Linked DNA regions of Homo sapiens: region 1 is linked to region 2. The links are chromatin contacts, found by Hi-C in ENCODE. All regions are on one chromosome and are shown on one strand. Each heading gives the region's core, a stretch centred on a gene start or an enhancer-like site at or near the end of the contact. The rest is flanking DNA. Distances are from core to core; before and after follow the strand shown. Region 1 holds the start of PLSCR2 (phospholipid scramblase 2). Region 2 holds the start of PLSCR4 (phospholipid scramblase 4).

Evidence for each region. Hi-C counts contacts between places; a loop is a spot of excess contacts on that map. Pooled maps may share reads with other maps.
Region 1: a loop to region 2 is called in a pooled map, with 2.2 times the contacts of the local background. The contact joins the promoter of PLSCR2 here to the promoter of PLSCR4 in region 2. A Hi-C loop is called at or near these places in 1 of 50 pooled maps.

Annotation. Positions count from the first base shown.
Region 1 is chr3:146,467,359-146,471,398 of GRCh38, reverse strand. It overlaps PLSCR2 (phospholipid scramblase 2), which reads left to right and starts at 1,838. Exons shown (of 8, transcript NM_001395437.1): 1 at 1,838-1,904. RefSeq lists an enhancer at 1,780-1,849.
Region 2 is chr3:146,249,277-146,253,670 of GRCh38, reverse strand. PLSCR4 (phospholipid scramblase 4) reads left to right here and starts at 2,566. Exons shown (of 9, transcript NM_020353.3): 1 at 2,566-2,711.

The DNA.
Region 1 (4,040 bases), core at 589-3,088, 220 kb before region 2:
CTCATTAACAATCAGAATCAACAAACAAAAAATAAGATAATGCTTGCCATTCACAGTAGGAAACATTTAGAATTGGTATTCTAGAATCGAAGAGGTGTGGAAAAATTAGAAATCCCATGACTTATTGGTAAAAGAATAAAATGTTTTTTTTATTGTATACAGAAAGATATGTGCAAAGATGATGACTACAGCACAATTTATAATTGATAAAACTTGGAAACAGTACCTAGATTATTAGATCAATGACACAGTTCTGTATTAGAGGGATAGAGATTTCCAAGATGCACTGTTAGGTGAAAAACACATCAGAGAAGAGCTGTATAAAATAATCCTCTTTATGTAAAAAAAAAACAAAAAAACAAAAACACTGTGTAGCTGTGTATATACTTATTTGTATGTATATAACATTTACTGAGCGCTTACTCTATGGCAAACATCATTCTAAATTCTTTATATATTTTAACTTCCTTAATCATCATAAAAATCCTCTGTGGTAGATACCATTACTACTCTCATTTTACCGATTAGAAAACAGGCAAAGAGATTGTCAAGTAATTTTCACAAGTCACAGGCACAGGAAGTAAAAAAGAAAGAATTCAAACTCAGGTAGCTCGATTTTCCTTCTTCCTTTTTCTATCTTATTTTCTCAATTTCTTTCTCCACCTTCCTCCCTTCCATTCCCTTTTTTCTTCCCTCCCCCCACCTCTCTTAGTGTGTCTTCAAATGTTTGTGTCAACCTTGGTTAGCAGGGTAATCGGGAGAACAGCACCGGGAATGGAGAGGGTGAGGTTTCATTTTTCTCCATATATGGTGTTATTGTTTGGAAGATCATGTGTTTTTGTTTGTTTGTTTGAGACGAGTCTTGCTCTCTCTCCCAGGCTGGAGTGTAGTGGCTGGATCTCGACTCACTGCAACCTCTGCCTTCCGGGTTCAAGCGATTTTTCTCCTGCCTCAGCCTCCCCAGTAGATGGGATTACAGGGGCACACCACCACACCTGGCTCATTTTTGTATTTTTAGTAGAGACGGGGTTTCACCATGTTGTCCAGGCTGGTCTTGAACTCCTGGTCTCAGGTGATCCGCCTGCCTCGGCCTCCCAAAATGCTAGGGTTTCAGGCGTGTAAATAAATTTTTAAAAAATCAGTAGAAACGTCAGTGCAATATGTATTTATTTATTGCATGAGGGTGTGCCAGTTGCAGGCACACCCTGAAAAATCAAAGGCGCGTCCTGAAAAATTAAACATTCTACACGCCTCATCATTTTCACTCTTAACTTAAAAATGCCTTTTGTTGGAAAGAAAAGGGAGAAGGGCAAGGGCTAGAGATAAAATAATCTCGACCGCTCCTCTTTTGTAGTCTAAGCTCCCTCACCTTGAAAAGCTACAGGCTTCTAAGGGATGGAGGTCAAGAGCAGAGTTAAGGAAGTTCCCGGGGTAGGCCACTCCCCGCCTGATGATTTTCCAGTTCCAGCTGGTGTCGACGTCCCAGTTCATCTGTGCCCTTAACCACCGGAGAAACGTTTCCGGAGTCTCTCCAAAGAGCAAAAAAGGGGACGGGGATGGGGAGAGGGAGACGGGACGGGCTGGGCGGCAGCTGCGCGTCGCACACGGCGTGGGGGGGTGGGTGCAGTCGCGCCCCCAGCTCGGCCGCGCTCCAGCAGCAAAGCCGGATCCTCTGAGCCCGCGCAGGGACCAGGGGAGGGAAGCCTTGTTGTACCCTTGGGGTCCAGAAACCTAAACTAGGGGCTGCTGCAGGTGTAGACTCTGAGGCTGGTCCAGGCCCCTTTTCCGCCGACTTCCGGGAGGGCTGTGCAACAGGTGTGCCTGGCAGTCACGGGGCAGACGGGAGGAAGCCACGCTAGGACCTCGGCTCGCTCAGGGCTGTGCGGGAGCAGCTGCAGCCACGGGTAAGGGGGCGGCTTTCTCAGTCGCCTCCCTATGGGACTGGGGTGTGCCTGGCTAGTGGGGACGATGCTCCGCCCCATAATTGTGTTTGCGTCAGAGGGCGGGGCAAGGGCCCAATGGGCCGCGGGAAGCGACACCTGAAGTGGAACGGAAACTCGGCAAGGGGCCCCAGGCGGCCCAGCTGTACCCTGGCTCACACCAGAACCGTTCGAATGACAAGGGGTGTCCTGCCTGAAAACGCCTTGCGGGGCTCAGCTTCCCCTTAGCTACACTGCTTTACAGGTAGAGAGCGGCCCTGAATCCTGGGCAGAGTCTGGGCTCAGGAGCATGTGCCAGCATAGTGGGGCTATTAGAAGGGACGGTTAATACAGCCTGCAAGCTGTCATTTATCAGTAAGTATTCAATGAAGTCCGCCAGGAGCCCACGTCTATGCTAGGCCCTCTACAATACCAGCTTAGGAAAGATAGTGGCGGTATGTAGCGCGGTTCCTAAGACCATTAGCTCCAGTCAGGCTCCCCGACTTTAAATTCGGCCTCTACTGCTTCACATCTGTGGACTGTCAGCCACTTTCTTCATATATGTTCTTTCCATTGCCTCATTTCTGAAATTGTGTAAGTATTAAATGAGCTACAGAGTATTACACTGAAATTTGGCACATTGGGAGAATGTGAGATTTTTTGTTTGTTTTTCAACGAAATAGGAACATAAATGCAACGGACATGAATCATGAATAATTTCAATTCAGCTAGTTACTGAGCTGTACAGCATTAAGTAAACATTTTATCTTTATGGGCTTAGTTTTCTCATTTATAAAGAAGAAAGGAAAACTCCTATTTGTGAGGGAGGTCTGGGTTGTTAGGAAAGGTTTTTGAGCAGTAATTAATGTGTGTTAATGTAAAGTTCTTAGAGCAGTGCCTGGCACTACAGAAAGTACTCAGTGAAAGTTAGCGTTTATTATTTTAAATATTTGACAAAGTCCCTGCCTCTCCAAGCTGACTCTCTGGTTCCCATGTGGTTTCATTCATTCACTGTTATTTCTGGAAGTCTTGGCATGGCCACTTGCCAGTTGCAGGAACAGGCAGTCGTTGTTTCTTCCCGCTTATGACACTGAGATACATGGTTAGTACCAGTGACACTTAGAAGTGTCAGGCGGTTTGGGGGCTCCTTTCTTTCTTGAACTTTTCCTAAGAGCAAACCTTTCTCTTATTGCCACCCTGATGTTTACAATAGAAGGGTTTTGAGCAATGAACAAGCACAAGGAAATGAAAAACACATACAAAGGAAAATGAGTGGATTGCTGCAGTTGGATAGACAAGTGTAAAATACCTGGGTCTCACTGTACATGAAGCAGCCTTCAGATCTGTAAGGGAACTATTCTTACTGACTGAAAAGAGCAAAATAATACTGTACACTCATTGTTGAATTAACAAACACAGATTAAGTGGCTTGTCTTGGATAAGACAAACCAAGCTCTGGCCTTTGAGGTCTTAAAGTGCAGGTAGAGCGACTTTAAACATTTGTGAACTGGCCCTTGTGCACCTTTCCATCCTCATCTCTAAGGGTCTGTCCATCTTTGGCTCTGTAATTTCATAAATTTTCATTTCCCGAATAAGCCCAGTTTCCTGCAGCTTAGGACTTCTACTAGTGAGCTTCCCTCTGTCTATAATGCCCTACCACGCCCCTCATACATCCCTATGGCCTGGCTGATTCTAGACTTTTTTCAACTCTCCGCTCTGACTTTCCTGACAATGCCACCACTACTCCAACTAAATCAATGACTCCATATCCTTTTTATTGTACCATTATTTGTATTCATAGTGCTTAATGTATTTGTATATGTACAAATACATTTGTATTGTTATATATGTGTTATCCATAATATATTTATAATAAATTTAATTAATATAATGTGCTGGAATATATTTAATTTTATTAACTGCCTGACTCCTCCATTTTTTAGTGCCTGTACAGTGCCTTTCATGCTCTATGCCTTTGGTTAAGATTCCTTGAATATTAATCAAATGGTAGTAATTAGATGGTAACCAAATCTTTTAAGTGCATAAAATTTACATATCATGTAAATATATTATTCAACTAGATTAATATTCAAGGGAGGTCTGGGTTGTTGGGAAAAGTTT
Region 2 (4,394 bases), core at 1,317-3,816:
AGGCCGCAGTGGGCTGAGGTTGTGCCACTGTACTCCAGCCTAGGCAACCAGAGTGAGACACTGTCTCAAAAATAACAAGAACTACTATAGGAAAGTCTCTAGCCTGAAGGTAAGTGATAATAGGTGAAATTAAGATCTATAAGAAAAAAAACGAGGAGCACAGGAAATTGTGTATATGTGGAAATATAGAAAAGCTATTTTCTTCTTTTAATTTCTGTAAAAGACAATGCACTAGTTAAGCAAAACTTAAAACATTTTGTTGTGTAAAGTCTATAATTAATGGGTATGTAAAATCTGATAGCATTTGCACATACAATTGAGGAACTGTAAAGTAATTATAAATTTCTTAACTTTATGTGAAGTGGTACATTATTAACTCTAAGTAGACTGTGGTAACCTAAGAACAACCAGTGAAAAGGAAATAACACGAAGAAATACACTTGGAGCAACAGAGCAACTAAAATGGGATTAGTATAAAAAGTAGTTAATTTGTCATCCCTCGAAATGTCCAGGTTGGAAAGTCATCAGATCAGGAAATTTCAGAAAAACAGGAAATTGAGTTCTTCTTCTTCCCCTCGAAAGTTGTGATTTGGGGTATATGACATACTTGATTTTATTTTAATCCCTCAAAGCAATATGTTTCACAAGACATGTTTTGCTCTTGAAATTTTTGGTATCTTCACGTGGCCACTGTGGATGTTTACATTCATAAGCTCAATTACTTGGCCTCTTTCATAAATTTTAAACAAAGGTAACATGCCGAGACCAGCTCAGTCGGGGAGACCCTAACCCAGCGGCGCTAGAGGAATTAAAGACACACACACAGAAATATAGAGGTGTCAAGTGGGAAATCAGGGGTGTCATAGCCTTCAGAGCTGACACCCCCGAACAGAGATTTACCCACGTATTAACAGCAAACCAGTCATTAGCATTGTTTCTATAGATGTTAAATTAACTAAAAGTATCCCTTAAGGGAAACGAAGGGATGGGCCGGATTAACTGCAGCAGGAACACGCCCTTAAGACACAGACCGCTCATGCTCATTGTTTGTGGCTTAACAATGCCTTTAAGCGGTTTTCGCCCTGAGCGGGCCAGGTGTTCCTCACCCTCACTCCCGTAAACCCACAACCTTCCAGCTTGGGCATTAGGGCCATTATGAACATGTTACAGTGCTGCAGAGATTTTGTTTATGGCCAGTCTTGGGGCCAGTTTATGGCCAGATTTTGGGGGGCTTGCTCCCAACAGTAACATATGCTATTATAATTTAGTTTCACCACCAGTTTCTTTGTTTTATGCTTTCAGTAAAACACTATGTCTGCATCTGAGAAATGTTCTGTGCAATTATTACTGAGAAGAACAGTATGAATTTTTTAATCTATTCTCACATGAATATTAACAAATAACACACATACAAAGAAAAATATAAAATTCTAGAACTCCACTCCCACATCCCTTCCCCTTTCCAACCTTCTCCCACAATGGGGTTCTGCCAAGTACTCCTCAGAGCTTAATCAAGCTTACTTCTGTCCAGTTCTGATTCTTTATAAGGTCAGAGGACCTTCAGTTCTCCCACTTCCTGTCAGTGTATTGTGCTTCTCTCCAAGCACCACCACAGAACTGAATCCCATTGGTCTGAAAGAAATATTTGTGCCTAACAGTAATAAGCAAATGGCATTTTTCTCCCAATGTCAGAAAACATGGGCAACCTGCTCCCTTTCCCCTTTATTGGCGTCTCTCCCGCCTTCCCTCCAAGATCAAATTGGCCTCCCCCAATTCTGTGGAAAAGAAAACAGAATTTCTGGGCCCTATGCCCAAGTGTTTCCAGCCAGCACGGCATTGCCAAGGCTAAATCACCAAGCCAAGGACCTGGGGGTGGGCGCAAATGCAAATCAAAAAGGCTCTTGAGGCCGGGTGCAGTGGCTCACGCCTGTAATCCCAGCACTTTTGGAGGCCGAGGCGGGCGGATCACGAGGTCAGGAGATCGAAACCATCCTGGCTAACACGGTGAAACCCCGTCTCTAGTAAAAAATACAAAAAATTAGCCGGGCGTGGTGGCGGGCGCCTGTAGTCCCAGCTGCTAGGGAGGCTGAGGCAGGAGAATGGCCTGAACCTGGGAGGCGGAGCTTGCAGTGAGCCGAGATCGCGCCACTGCACTCCAGCCTGGGCGACAGAGTGAGACTCCGTATCAAAAATAAAAATAAAAAAATAAAAAAGGCTCTTGAGAAAGAGGGGTTTCTTCATTTTCTCTCTAGGCGCAGTAATCTATGAACAAAGCTCCCTTTCCCAGGCCCTGCAACCTGCCCCTCTGATTGGAAGTGACCGTGGGCTGGCTTTTATCTTTTCTTTCACCTCTTATTAGAGTAGTGACAACTTATTTTCTTCATTTCTTCCTCCCCCTCGGCTTTTAGGTTTCAGCGGACTTCAGGGTGCCCCACCTCTTCCAGGAAGACGCTCCCCCGGGCTGGCGGCTCTCCCAGCGCGGGGCGGGGTCCGAGACGGGGAAGCCGCGCGCGGGGAAGGAGGGTCCAGGCGTGCCGGACCCGCCCCCAGAACCCGCGCCTAGCCCTCCCTTCCGCGCGCTTACTTTGTTTATAACTTGAAAAATCCTCTCCGTCTCCCTTCCCTGCCTCCTTTCCTTTCCCTTTCCTCTGCCAGTACAACTAGACCCGGCGTCTGGCGTCCCCGGTGCCCAGCATTCTGCGGGGCAGGCGGTGAGTGGGGCTGGACAGGCGGGCGCAGAGCAGGACAGGGTGGCGCGGGCGCCCGGGCTGCGGGGCCGAGGGCGTCGTCAGGGGAGGCCCGAGGCCGCGGTGCCTGCGGGCAGGCGCGGAGGTTGCGCGGCGTCCTGCGCTAGCAGTTCCCGGACACTGCGCTCGCGTCGCATCCTCAGGTGGTTGCAGAAGTTCCGTGGTGTCGGGCGCGCGTCTGCACTGCAGACGCAGAGGGTTTGGGAGCGAGCAGTTTCCTGCCCAGGGATGGGGGTCCTGGCTGCACTTCACGGGGGCGGCCCTTTCGTTTCGCTCTGCGTGACAGGTCTCGCTTGATTGGGTTTCTCATGGGTCTCTGGCGTTTCTACGGCGCGGCTCTCACGGACTCAGGCCAGGCCACTCGCAGGTAAAAACGCTATTTATAGTAACTTTTTAATTGCTCAGCGAGTGGAGGCGGTGACAGGAGAGAATCCCTCTCTCTTATTTCCAATTCTGGCAAACTGGGGCGATTTGGGGCTGTGCTTGATTTGTTTTTAAAAACGTTCATATTTAAAGACTTAGGATTTTATTTTGTGGCCTTATCTTCTCTTAGGATCTACAATTTAGTTTTTAATTTTATACTGCATTTAGAATGGAGCCACCAAAATAAGTACTTGTGAAGATATAATGCACCAAACTTGATACTGCTTAAAGGGGAATAGATTGCCTAATTTAAATTGCATTCTCCTGTAATAGTAATAGAACACAACCTCCATCTGTCTATCTGCTCTCATGGATAGCTGTGAAATACTAGCAGCATTTCCATTAAATTTGAAAAAGACAAGAATGCTAATCATTACACTCTGTGACATGGTTGTGAATTCTATGGGCGAGTGACAACAGGTAGGGGAACATATTATCACTTTATGCATGATGTGAGTGTATACCTTAATGTCCATAGGAAACACTGAAATTTGATGGGAAGCATAAGTGAATTTATCAAAGTTTCCAATTGCATCATACTTAATTTATAGAAGTCAGTTGATGTTTATACATAAACTAGATAATACAGTAAAATAAAGTAAAATTCAGTTTGGCATGAAATAACACACAATTGAGAAATTATTTTTAAGAAGATATAAAAAGGTATGTATGAGAATCCAATAAAATACATAACATTCTTCTAGGTAAAGATATCATTTCTCTAAAACAACGTATAAGTAGAATCCTAACTGAATATTTTTGTTACTGTTTTTAACTGTACTGTTTAGCTCATGTGGAAGAACAAACATATTAACGTTATGTATAATATATTACAAATAATAAAATACAAAATATATAATTATGTCTTATTTTATATATTATATATGATTTTAACATTTAATATTATACATACACACATATATATAGTGGAGACTTCTTCATATAATAAAAGGTGTTACAAAACTGTGGTGATTAAAAGACAGTGCAGTAGACCTACTACCAGATGTGTAAATGAAACTGAAGAGACATGGAAGAATAAAAGGAAAGCTGGCATTTGATAAGCATACATTTTAAATCACTGGGTGGGAAGAAGAAATAACATTTAATTGAATGTACTTGGACAAGCAGGAATTTGTTTGGGAAACCTAATAATAAAACTGGAACTTTTCCTCACTGTTAATAGACAAATGTAGTCTAGATGGCTTACTAGTTTAAATCTAAACA